Linked DNA regions of Homo sapiens: region 2 is linked to region 1. Evidence: chromatin contacts called from ENCODE Hi-C data. All regions are on one chromosome and are shown on one strand. Each heading gives the region's core, a stretch centred on a gene start or an enhancer-like site at or near the end of the contact. The rest is flanking DNA. Distances are from core to core; before and after follow the strand shown. Region 1 holds the start of WDR11 (WD repeat domain 11). Region 2 holds the start of EDRF1-DT (EDRF1 divergent transcript).

Region 1 (6,050 bases), core at 3,508-6,007:
AGTCGATGGGAATATAATACCAGACTGAAACTTGGACCTACATAAAGAAATAAAAGCTCCAGAAATGCCAAGGGGCAGTGTAGGGGAAAGGAAACAGAGAGGGAAAGAGAAGGTAAATATATTTTTCCCAAAACACCCTATACCTTACATCAGACTTGATGAAAGACTGAATACTTTCCCCCTAAGCTCAGGAACAGGACAAGAGTATCCTCTCACTACTCTCCCATTCATTGTAGTAGAGGTCCTAGCCAATGCAACATGGCAAGAAAAATAGAAGACACACAGATTATCAATGAAAACATTAAACTGCAGTCACTTGCAGTGACATGACTGTCTACTTAAAAAAAATTTACCCAAAATTACTATTAAATAGATCTACTAAGTGAAGTTAGCTAGATTACAGGATATGATCAATAAACAAAAATTAATAGTATTTTTCCCTATTTCACATCATATATAAAAATTAACTCAAAATGGATTAAAAGCTAAAGCTCTAAAATTCTAAGAAAAAAACAAAGGTATATATCTTCTTGATATTGGAGAAAGCAATGGTTTCTTGGATATGGCACAAAAAGTACAAGCAACAACAATACAAAATAATAAATTGGACTACATCAAAATGAAAAAGTTTTGTTCTTCAAAAGACACCACCAAGAAAGTAAAAAGACAACCCACAAATTGAGAGAAAATATTTGCAAATCATGTATCAATCCAAACATATGACACAAAAAAGTCTAAAAATAAACAATTCATAAATTATGCGCTTTTCTGAATAGCATGATGAAATCTCCCACTGTCCTGTTCCATCCTGCCTTAATCATAAATCATCCCTTTGTCCAGAACATCCATGCTGTATACACCACCTGCCCTCAGTAGCCATACTGATTATCAGATCAACTGTTGTGATATCTCAGTGCTATGTTCAAGTAACCCTTATTTTACTTTATAATGCCCCCAAAGTGCAAGAGTAGTAATGCTGATGTATTGTTATAATTGTTCTCCTTTATTATTATTAGTTATTGTTGTTAATCTCTTATTATGCCTAATTTATAAACTTGATCATAGGTAAGTATGTATGAGACAAAACAGTATATACAGGGTTTGGTTTATAAACTTTATCATAAGTAAGTATGTATGAGAAAAAGCACAATATATATAGGGTTCAGTACTATCCAGGGTTTCAGGCTTCCACTGGGGTCTTGGAACATTTCCCTTCTGGATAAGGGAGGACTACTGTATACAAAGAAATCTTACGACTCAATTATAAAAAGATAAATAATACAATTTTAAAATGGGCAAAGGACCTGCATAGACATTTCTCCAAAGAAGATATACAAATGGCCAATAAGCACATGAAAAGATACTCCACACCTTTAGCCATCAGGGAAATGCAAACCAAAGCCACAATGAGAATCAATTCATACCCATTAGGATGGTTATAATCAAAAGAACAGAGAACAGCAAGCGTTGGTGAGGATTTGGACAAATTAGACTCCTCATACACTACTAATGAGAATGTTAATTTGGAAAACAGTCCAGCAGTTCCTCAAAAAGTTAAACAGAGTTACCATATGAGTCAGTAATTCCACCCCTAGAAACATACTCAAGGGAAATGAAAACACAGGTTCACACAAAACTTGCACATGAATGTGCAAAGCAGCATTATTCGTAACAGGCAAAAAGTACAAAATATCCAAATGTCCATCAATAAAATAAATGTGATACATCCTTACAGTGGAATATTATTCATCAGTAACAGAGTATTGATATATGCTACAACGCAGATGAACCATGAAAACATTATCCTAAGTGAAAGAAGTCATGCACAAAAGACCACAAATTATATGATTCAATTTATATAAAATCCCCAGAATGGGCCAGTCTACAGACACAGAAAGTAGGTCAGTGGTTGCCAAAGGATGAGGGAAATGGGGGAAATGGAATATGACTGCTAGTGGATATAGGGTTTCTTTTTGAGGTAAAAAAGTTCATTGTAATTGTGGCTGCATTAACTGTGGATATACTAAAAGCCACAGAATTGTGCATTTTAAGTCAGTACATTTTATGGTATGAGTATCTCAATAAAGCTATTATTTAAAAAAGAAAAAGACTCCAAATCTCTATCTCTAATCCTGACCTATCTCCTAAAGCCCGGATCACTATAATGCAATATATTACAGGCATCTCAGATTTTGCATGTTGAAAACTTAAAAATTCACTGACTTCACAGATGCTTACCTCTGATAACTGGAAACACTGTCATTCAATTACACCAAAAGAAACCTTGGAGTCACTCTATTCTCTTACTCTCCTTTATACTGATCACTATAAAGGCTATCAGGTTTACCTCTTTGCTGCTCTTAAACATGACTTCTCCATGCCCCAGCTTTATTTTAGGCCCTTAGAATTTCCCACCAAAATTACTGCAGAAATCTCCTAAATGATCTTACTGCCTCCAGTCTTGCATTTCTTCAGCAGATCCTCCACTGCTGCCAGAGTTTTTCTAAGACGCGAATATGGTCACATCAATCTCCTACTCAAAAATCCAAATTCCTGCTGGGCGCGGTGACTCACACCTGTAATCCCAGCACTTTGGGAGGCCAAGGCGGGTGGATCACGAGGTCAGGAGCTCGAGACCATCCTGGCTAACATGGTGAAACCCGGTCTCTACTAAAAATACAAAAAATTAGCTGGGCATGGTGGTGGGTGCCTGTAGTCCCAGCTACTCAGGAGGCTGAGGCAGGAGAATGGCGTGAACCCAGGATGTGGAGCTTACAGTGAGCCGAGATCATGCCACTGCACTCCAGCCTGGGCGACAGAGTGAGATTCTGTCTAAAAAAAAAAAAAATCCAAACTCCTTCGTAATCTTACAAAACTTCAGGACAGACAGCTGAATCTCTCTGGCTGCCTCTTATTTCATCACTCCTACAAGTGTCCCATCTTTAGCCATCTTTATGGCACGCTACTTACTTCTGTGTATATTCTTGCTTTTCCCTGCAATGCTCCTTGTCAATTTTTTACTTGGCTAACTACTGTCTACTAGTCTTGAAACTGTAGACTTCTGTGACTCTCCTCACAACCAGGCAATATGCAGCTCCTCTGTTTTCTCACAGCGTGTTACGCAAGTCTCACTTATCACACTATCACGCTGTGAGTCTTCCTTATAAGATGGAGAATTATCTGAGGGCTTTCATCTCCATATCCATAGCATATGGTAAGTGCTCAAAACTAAGGAATGACTGAGTGGTCTTGTAAATGGTAGAACTTTCATCTGCCTTAAAATGATCTAACAACTAGCATTTAATAACTCACCCTGTATTGACATTAAGTCATATATATGAAAATTCTAGGCTACCCCAAATAGGTTGTTATATTTAAAAGCTATTCAACACTTACACGTAAGACTTAATGAGAGCTTAGTGATACACAGTATTAAACTTTAGACTAGACAACATGTTAGCGTCAAAGTGGGATTTTACTTACCTTTACAACATCAGCTTTATGCTTTTCTAAAACTTGAAGAGTTTGGGCAGTAATGGAATCAATCACTACCACAAGTGAATGACATCCATAAGCAATTAAACCTTGCCAGCCCCTAGCAAAACAGTAATGTTAAAGTTTAAGTACAGAACAAAGCAGGACGACTTCTTTCTTGCCAAGCCTAAATAAATGATAAGTCTAATTCATATGTACCACCATTAATAAAATCATTTAAACCCAAAGGCCAGTATTTATCATTATCCCACTTAAATAAAAGATCTGGCTAAGCTTAAAATGCTTGTTGAAATTCACTTTTCATTCGGATAAAAAAAGTTCTAAAAGATATGAAAATAGAGACCCGAGGACATAAAAAGGAACTTGTGCCCTCTGACTGTTCTTGTAGGCATACGTCTTTCGCTTATCCGATTTCTAATCCTTAGTATCCACAATGTGCCTGGGGATACTGCGACTAATCCTAGTCCTTCCAACTAAATAAAACGACAAACACTGCACAAGACGTTTCAGTCCTCCTAACAACATCCCACAGCCACAGAATTTTGCTTTACATTTGTCTAATGAGTAGTTTTCAGAGCTGCAGTAGTAATTTATAGTGAAAGGAGAGAGTAATAAAGACGACCTGTTGAAGGCAGGAATGTTCTACACAGGAGGAGCCCGAAAAGAGGTGAAAAGGACAGGTGAAAGAACAGGCGCCTAGCACAGGGTCTGGCACATTGTTGAAAGACAACAGGAATACAAGACAACGAAAAAGAAAAGACAGGATGGGAAAGAGAAAGTGCACAGGGAATTAATGGTGGAGAGAGAGAAGCCTGGAAGCTGGAGGAGAGGAAAAGAGAGAGGAATGGAACGGCAAAAGGGCGAGGTGCAGAGAAAACAGCAGAGAAATACGCGAGAAAGAGGGGAAATGTATTTGCATGGGGGAATTTCCCACACGGGGCTATTATCACTTTTGTAACAACAAAAATCCACCAACTGAAAGCAAGCTCATTGCGTGAGGGCGGCTCCCTGCCTTAGCGAGGCCAAACTAACCAGGGGGTGAAACCTCTTGTCCTTCCCCCTTCCCCCTCACACATTCCTGGCCGATCCTGGCGACCTGGAAGCTCGGCGTCCTCACCAGTCCACCGCCGCCTTGTTGTGGGCGTTGAGGGCCCCCGTGAGGGTGCGCGCCGACACCTTGAAGTTCACTGTGTAGGGCAACATCCCGGCGGCCAGCCCAGGACCTGGGCGCTGACCCGCAACCAGGAAGCGGCGGACACTGTGCTTCCGTTCCAAACAGAGTCCGGGTGGCCCCCTCGGCGCCGCTGTCAGGTTCCTCTAGATTCAAGTTCTACAGGCTCCGGGTTCCACCGCTCCCGGATTCCATCGCCCCCAGGTTCCGTTGCCTTCAGTTTCCTAGGATCCTAGGTTCCGCACTCTCCAGAGTTCCGCCGCTTAGGCGGTTGTGCTAATCTGCGTCAGCTGGGGCTGTATTTGGAAGAAGAGGCGCTGCCTCCAGTCAAGTCTGTTTTTTTCAGGTGGGGACTGTAGGCCTTTGTGCCCTGCTGGAAATCGTGAAAAGCAAGAGAGAAGAGTCCCAGTTATTCTTGCTGCCTTTGATAAGTGAATTTAGGGCAACTACTAGTGCCAGTAGGCATGGGGGATCTACCGATGAAGAAGACACAAAGTCTCCGCTCTCGTGGAGTTTACAGAGAATAATGAATGAGATTAATTAAGAAATGAATGAGATTAATTGAATGAAATTGCCAGACTGAATGAAGTGAATGGCCTGAATATAAACAATTTCCAAATACAGATAACACTGCATATCTGGTGTTTGCAATACTCCCTTCGCACTTGAGGAAGAAGCACTATGTCTGGGGCCAAGTGTGACCCTTTGTCTGTTGCTGGGTACCTTTCATTTCGCACTTTCTCCTCTGCTGCTCTCCAGGTCAGACCCAGTCCTTCCCTCCTTTGTGTTCAGTGTTGGGTTTATACGCTTTAACTATAGCACTTAATGCAATGATTTCTTTTCAGCAATGATATTTGCAGATGTGTGTTTCTCTCCCCAATACATTGTTAGTTTCATGCGCGTCCGTGTGAAGAGACCACCAAACAGGCTTTATGTGAGCAATAAAGCTGTTTATTTCACATGGGTGCAGGTGGGCTAAGTCCGAAAAGAGTCAGCGAAGGGAGATAGGGGTGGGGCTGTTTTATAGGATTTGGGAAGGTAATGGAAAATTAGTCAAAGGGGGTTGTTCTCTGGTGGGCAGGGGTGGATCTCACAAAGTACATTCTCAAGGGTGGGGAGAATTACAAAGAACCTTCTTAAGGGTGGGGGAGATTACAAAGTACATTGATCAGTTAGGGTGGGGCAGGAACAAATCACAGTGGTTGAATGTCATCAGTTAAGGCTGTTTGTACTTCTTTTGTGGATCTTCAGTTACTTTAGGCCATCTGGATGTATACATGCAAGTCACGGGATGCGATGGCCTGGCCTGGGCTCAGAGGCGTGACATTCCTGCCTTCTTATATTAATAAGACAAAACAAAATAGTGTTGAAGTGTTGAGGCGGC
Region 2 (6,427 bases), core at 568-3,067, 4.9 Mb before region 1:
CTGTTTTCTCTTCAAGGCGTGCAAATGCTGTTCGAGGAGGGGCAGAAGAGTATTTCACCACAGCTCGGCTCTTCACTTCATTGCCTCCAAGAAATAAAGCTGATCCCTAATTAACACATTGGGTGAAACTTTAATGAAAATTACTAAGAACGAAAAATCTCACCTTTATAAAAAGAAAACAAGAACCTGTCACACCAGGCTTCACAAGGAACGTATGCCACATGTTACTAACAGCACTTAATAAATTTGAGCATAAATGGTAACATTTACTTAGTTCTTTTACACCAACTTCAAAGAAAAAAGATGAGTCAAGGAGTATGATGGTTATGGTTATCAGCTAGAAAATGGACCACCCACATCTCTTTTAAAATGTATTCATGTAAAGTGGAGAAGCAGAAACCAAGGAGACTCAATGGTATCATGTTAACTAGATGCAAACTTTAGTAAAGCCTATTTTCAGTATTAAAGATGTATTTTAATTCTTTTTTTTTTTTTTTTTGAGACGCAGTCTTGCTTTGTCGCCCAGGCTAGGGTGCAGTGGAGCAATCATGGCTCACTGCAACCTCGGCTTCTGGGGTTTACGCCATTCTCCTGCCTCAGCCTCCCTAGTAGCTGGAATTACAGGCGTGCACTACCACGTCCGGCTAATTTTTGTATTTTTAGTAGAGACAGGGTTTTGCCATGTTGGCCAGGCTGGTCTCGAACTCCCCGACCTCAGGTGATCCACCCACCTCGGCCTCCCAAAGTGCTAGGATTACAGGCGTGAGCCACCGCGCCCGGCCAAAGATGTATTTTAATTTTAATAACACATCATTCATAAAATAGTCTGGTAGAACATTTGGGCTTTTTGTTTTAATGCAAATATTTAGTAATCGATGCATCGGTTCATGCATGCATGCATGGTTCAAATACTCTTGAGTCTCTAACTTCATAGAAAGGCATTGGGGGTTCGTTCCTCACAGCCTGCACTTGCACACTCCCAAAGCAAGTTCGGCGTCTGGGTTCAATATTCTAACCTTTCACGCAGTACCTCTTCTGCATGGCAAACATTTTACACCCTTTGTGAATTAGTTCGGTCTCATTCTCGGCGAGTCACTACCTGGCACCGTTTCTTCCCTCCTGCTTTGCACGACTGTGCCACGTTTTGGAACGACATATTTACATGTACCCTCCTTGAGAGGAAAGATCGTATCTAATTCACCTGTCGGCTACCAGAACTGCTTTTAATACGAATACCTGCCGACTGGAGCATGGACTTCAACTCCCTGTTTTGGGGGTGTCAGGGAAACATGGAGAAGCCTCCAGAATCTGCCGGGAACCGTGGCATCCCTCCCCGGTGGAGCGGGTCCTCCGCTCCCACATCCCTGGCAGGTCCCCCTCCGCGGAGGACTCACCTGTGCAGAAGATTCCTCGGATTCTCCCTGGGACAGGAGGCTGAGCCCTCCTCGAGCGGCGGCCCCGGCCGGCGGACCCTCGGCTCCGGCCTCCTTGGCATCCCCCATCACTTCGATCCAGGGCAGGCGATACGACGGGGGAGCGGAGGAGCAGCAGCAGCAACGCAGGCCCAAAGCAGGGTAAGCGCCAGAGACGCTCCGCGGACCGCACTTCCGGTCTCTGCCAGGAAGAAGTAGCTGTGACTCGCCATTAAATCTCGCGATCTTTGTCCCGAAGGCCCGGCCCCGCCTCCCGCTGCGGGTGCCACCTTCGCGGCCAGGGCGGGAATTGTAGTGCGCCTGCGCTTGTCCGAACCTCTTCGGGAGACTACTTCTCGCGGTATCTGACTCCTAGGCTCCGCCCTCTGCACGCCGCTCACGGTATCTGACGCTCAGGCTCCGCCCCCTGCATGTCTTTGTTGGCAAACAGTTCTGGGGGTCGTCCGATCCTGCAGGTAGTGTCCGCGTGGGAGGGGAGGTGCAGCCGTCAGCGCTGCCGGCGGCTCCCGTTACGTGAATTAGTGAGAGGTTCAAACTTCTTCCCCAGGCTTCAGTGTCACATCTTTTCACACGGGCACCCCGAGGGCCCGGACTGGAAAGGCGAGCCAGCCATCTCGAGACTGGGCGCTCCTGCCCGCCTTTTAGTGCCCATGTGGCCCCATCCTGGGTGTGGGAGCGGCGGGGCTTCCGGGGAGGGCGCTGGGACGCGCGGACGAGGCCCTCCCCGTTTAGGGAATGGGTGGCTTTCGGAGTCTTCTGGGGGCCCGGCATGCCCGCTGCTTGCGGGGCGTCCCAGGTGGTGCAGGACCCGTGAGACGCTGAACCTGGGGCCTCGTAACGCCTAGGTTTCCATTCGGGCGCTCTGGATGGGTCCGAGACTCGGCATTTCTCACAGGTTCCCAGGAAACGATGCCAGCGCTTTGAGTAGCGAAGAGGTGGAGAAATAGCCCGGGCCGTTTGCAAGCTTTGAAGGTCCAGGCTCTCTTTCACACTCCTCAGTGTCATCTCAAACTGTCAAACGCAGCCACATCCGTTATACAATACATGTTTTGTAGTAAAAGTGTTTTGTTGTGCCGTAAGATACAGAAAGTGTTTTTAAAAATTAACTTGGCTCTTGCAATTTGGCTGTCTCAATTTGTAATTCACGTTTGGCTCTTACAACTCACTGTCCTGTCCGTTTTCAGGAATGCTCCTGATGAGTAAGCATTCAACTCACAAATTGCTTTCAAATGTAACAAAACAATTTTATGAATTAAATTTAACAGGCCGGGCGCGGTGGCTCACGCCTTTAATCCCTGCACTTTGGGAGGCCGAGGTGGGCAGATTGCCTGAGGTCAGGAGATCGAGACCAGCCTGACGAACAGGGTGAAACCCCATCTCTACTAAAAATACAAAAATTAGCCAGATGTGGTGGTGGGCGCCTGTAATCCCAGCTACTAGGGAGGCTGAGGCAGGAGAATCGCTTGAACCTGGGAGGCAGAGGTTGCAGTGAGCAGAGATGGCAACACTGCGCTCCAGCCTGGGCGATAGTGAGACTCTGTCTTAAAAAAATAATAATAGTGAATTAAATTTAACAGTTAATTTGATATAATAGTGTATTTTGTAGACATTTACTTCAACATGTATTGATTTTGATTTTTATCATTTCATTTGAATATTGCAGCCAATAATTCTTTTTTGGTTTTTGCAAGTTATGCATTGTTTTTTATGGTGAAAAGTTGAACATAATATCTAACACTAGGAGGAGGATAGTCAAATTTGGTTTTGGTAGAAAATAAACCCTGTGCAACCATAAACTTGTTTTTCAGGAATATTTAAGAACATTTAAATTGCATATCATATAATGTTAAGTGATAAGTGAAATTTTAAAAAGCCAATATGCAGCCTAGCGCGGTGGCTCACGCCTGTAATCCCAGCACTTTGGGAGGCAGATGCGGGTGGATCACGAGGTCAGGAGATCGAGACCATCCTGGCTAACACGGTGAAACCCCGTCTCTACTAAAAATACAAAAACAAAATTAGCCAGGTTTGGTGGCAGGCACCTGTAGTCCCAGCTACTCAGGAGCCTGAGGCGGGAGAATGGTGTGAACCCAGGAGACGGAGCTGGCAGTGAGCCGAGATTGCACCACTGCACTCCAGCCTGGGCAGCAGAGCGAGACTCCGTATAAAAAAAAAAAAGCCAATGTGCAATATGATCTTAATTTTAAAAACGTCTCCATTTCTGTCTCTGTGTCCACAAAACAGACCTCTGAGCCGTAAAATGAAGTGATTTAAAATTTATTCTTTACATTTATTGATTTGCATATATTGAACTAGCCTTGCATCCCAGGGATGAAGCCCACTTGATCATGGTGGATAAGCTTTTTGATGTGCTGCTGGATTCGGTTTGCCAGTATTTTATTGAGGATTTTTGCATCAATGTTCATCAAGGATATTGGTCTAAAATTCTCTTTTTTGGTTGTGCCTCTGCCCGGCTCTGGTATCAGGATGATGCTGGCCTCATAAAATGAGTTGGGAGGATTCCCTCTTTTTCTATTGATTGGAATAGTTTCAGAAGGAATGGTACCAGTTCTTCCTTGTACCTCTGGTAGAATTCGGCTGTGAATCCATCTGGTCCTGGACTCTTTTTGGTTGGTAAGCTATTGATTATTGCCACAATTTCAGAGCCTGTTATAGGTCTATTCAGAGATTCAACTTCTTCCTAGTTTAGTCTTGGGAGGGTGTATGTGTCGAGGAATTTATCCATTTCTTCTAGATTTTCTAGTTTATTTGCATAGAGGTGTTTGTAGTATTCTCTGATGGTAGTTTGTATTTCTGTGGGATCGGTGGTGATATCCCCTTTATCATTTTTTATTGCATCTATTTGATTCTTCTCTCTTTTCTTCTTTATTAGTCTTGCTAGCAGTCTATCAGTTTTGTTGGTCCTTTCAAAAAACCAGCTCCTGGATTCATTAATTTTTTGAAGGGTTTTTTGTGTCTCTATTTCCTTCTGTTCTGCTCTGATTTTAGTTATTTAAACAGAACCAAAGACAAAAACCACATGATTATCTCAATAGATGCAGAAAAGTCCTTTGACAAAATTCAACAACTCTTCATGCTAAAAACTCTCAATAAATTAGGTATTGATGGGCTGTATCTCAAAATAATAAGAGCTATCTATGACAAACCCACAGCCAATATCATACTGAATGGGCAAAAACTGGAAGCATTCCCTTTGAAAACTGGCACAAGACAGGGATGCCCTCTCTCACCACTCCTATTCAACATAGTGTTGGAAGTTCTGGCCAGGGCAATTAGTCAGGAGAAGGAAATAAAGGGTATTTAATTAGGAAAAGAGGAAGTCAAATTGTCCCTGTTTGCAGATGACATGATTGTATATCTAGAAAACCCCATTGTCTCAGCCCCAAATCTCCTTAAGCTGATAAGCAACTTCAGCAAAGTCTCAGGATACAAAATCAATGTACAAAAATCACAAGCATTCTTGTACACCAATAACAGACAAATAGAGAGCCAAATCATGAGTGAACTCCCATTCACAATTGCTTCAAAGAGAATAAAATACCTAGGAATCCAACTTACAAGGGACGTGAAGGACCTCTTCAAGGAGAACTACAAACCACTGCTCAATGAAATAAAAGAGGATACAAAGAAATGGAAGAACATTCCATGCTCATGGGTAGGAAGAATCAATATCGTGAAAATGGCCATACTGCCCAAGGTAATTTACAGATTCAATGCCATCCCCATCAAGCTACCAATGACTTTCTTCACAGAATTGGAAAAAACTACTTTGAAGTTCATATGGAACCAAAAAAGAGCCCGCATTGCCAAGTCAATCCTAAGCCAAAAGAACAAAGCCGGAGGCATCACACTTCCTGACTTCAAACTATATTACAAGGTTACAGTAACCAAAACAGCATGGTGGTACCAAAATAGAGATATAGATCAATGGAACAGAACAGAGCCCTCAGAAATAACGCCGCATATCTACAGCTATCTGATCTTTGACAAACCTGAGAAAAACAAGCAATGGGTAAAGGATTCCCTATTTAATAAATGGTGCTGGGAAAACTGGCTAGCCATATGTAGAAAGCTGAAACTGGATCCCTGCCTTACACCTTATACAAAAATCAATTCAAGATGGATTAAAGACTTAAAACGTTAGACCTAAAACCATAAAAACCCTAGGAGAAAACCTAGGCATTACCATTCAGGACATAGGCATGGGCAAGGACTTCATGTCTAAAACACCAAAAGCAATGGCAGCAAAAGCCAAAATTGACAAATGGGATCTAATTAAGCTAAAGAGCTTCTGCACAGCAAAAGAAACTACCATCAGAGGGAACAGGCAACCTACAAAATGGGAGAAAATTTTCGCAACCTACTCATCTGACAAAGGACTAATATCCAGAATCTACAATGAACTCAAACAAATTTACAAGAAAAAAACAACCCCATCAAAAAGTGGGCGAAGGACATGAACAGACATTTCTCAAAAGAAGACATTTATGCAGCCAGAAAACACATGAAAAAATGCTCACCATCACTGGCCATCAGAGAAATGCAAATCAAAACCACAATGAGATACCATCTCACACCAGTTAGAATGGCAATCATTAAAAAGTCAGGAAACAACAGGTGTTGGAGAGGATGTGGAGAAATTGGAACACTTTTACACTGTTGGTGGGACAGTAAACTAGTTCAACCATTGTGGAAGTCAGTGTGGCGATTCCTCAGGGATCTAGAATTAGAAATACCATTTGACCCAGCCATCCCATTACTGGGTGTATACCCAAAAGACTATAAATCATGCTGCTATAAAGACACATGCACACGTATGTTTATTGCGGCACTATTCACAATAGCAAAGTCTTGGAACCAACCCAAATGTCCAACAATGATAGAATGGATTAAGAAAATGTGGCACATATACACCATGGAATACTATGCAGCCATAAAAAATGATGAGTTCATATCCTTTGTAGGGACATGGA

What was found. Hi-C counts contacts between places; a loop is a spot of excess contacts on that map. Pooled maps may share reads with other maps.
Region 2: a map of CD8-positive, alpha-beta T cell shows a loop between it and region 1 (6-fold over the local background). The contact joins the promoter of EDRF1-DT here to the promoter of WDR11 in region 1. A Hi-C loop is called at or near these places in 1 of 168 maps with a recorded cell type or tissue (CD8-positive, alpha-beta T cell), 3 of 37 single-sample maps with no recorded cell type and 8 of 50 pooled maps.

What each region holds. Positions count from the first base shown.
Region 1 is chr10:120,850,069-120,856,118 of GRCh38, reverse strand. It overlaps WDR11 (WD repeat domain 11), which reads right to left and starts at 4,757. Exons shown (of 29, transcript NM_018117.12): 1 at 4,613-4,757; 2 at 3,484-3,595. The coding sequence starts at 4,698. It overlaps WDR11-DT (WDR11 divergent transcript), which reads left to right and starts at 4,940. Exons shown (of 3, transcript NR_033850.1): 1 at 4,940-5,425. RefSeq lists enhancers at 4,273-4,332, 4,027-4,570, 4,343-4,812, 4,973-5,092, 4,571-5,115.
Region 2 is chr10:125,714,883-125,721,309 of GRCh38, reverse strand. EDRF1-DT (EDRF1 divergent transcript) reads left to right here and starts at 1,817. Exons shown (of 5, transcript NR_033847.1): 1 at 1,817-1,888. It overlaps EDRF1 (erythroid differentiation regulatory factor 1), which reads right to left and starts at 1,601. Exons shown (of 25, transcript NM_001202438.2): 1 at 1,395-1,601; 2 at 1-106. The coding sequence starts at 1,502. RefSeq lists enhancers at 718-1,700, 1,816-1,895, 2,376-2,485.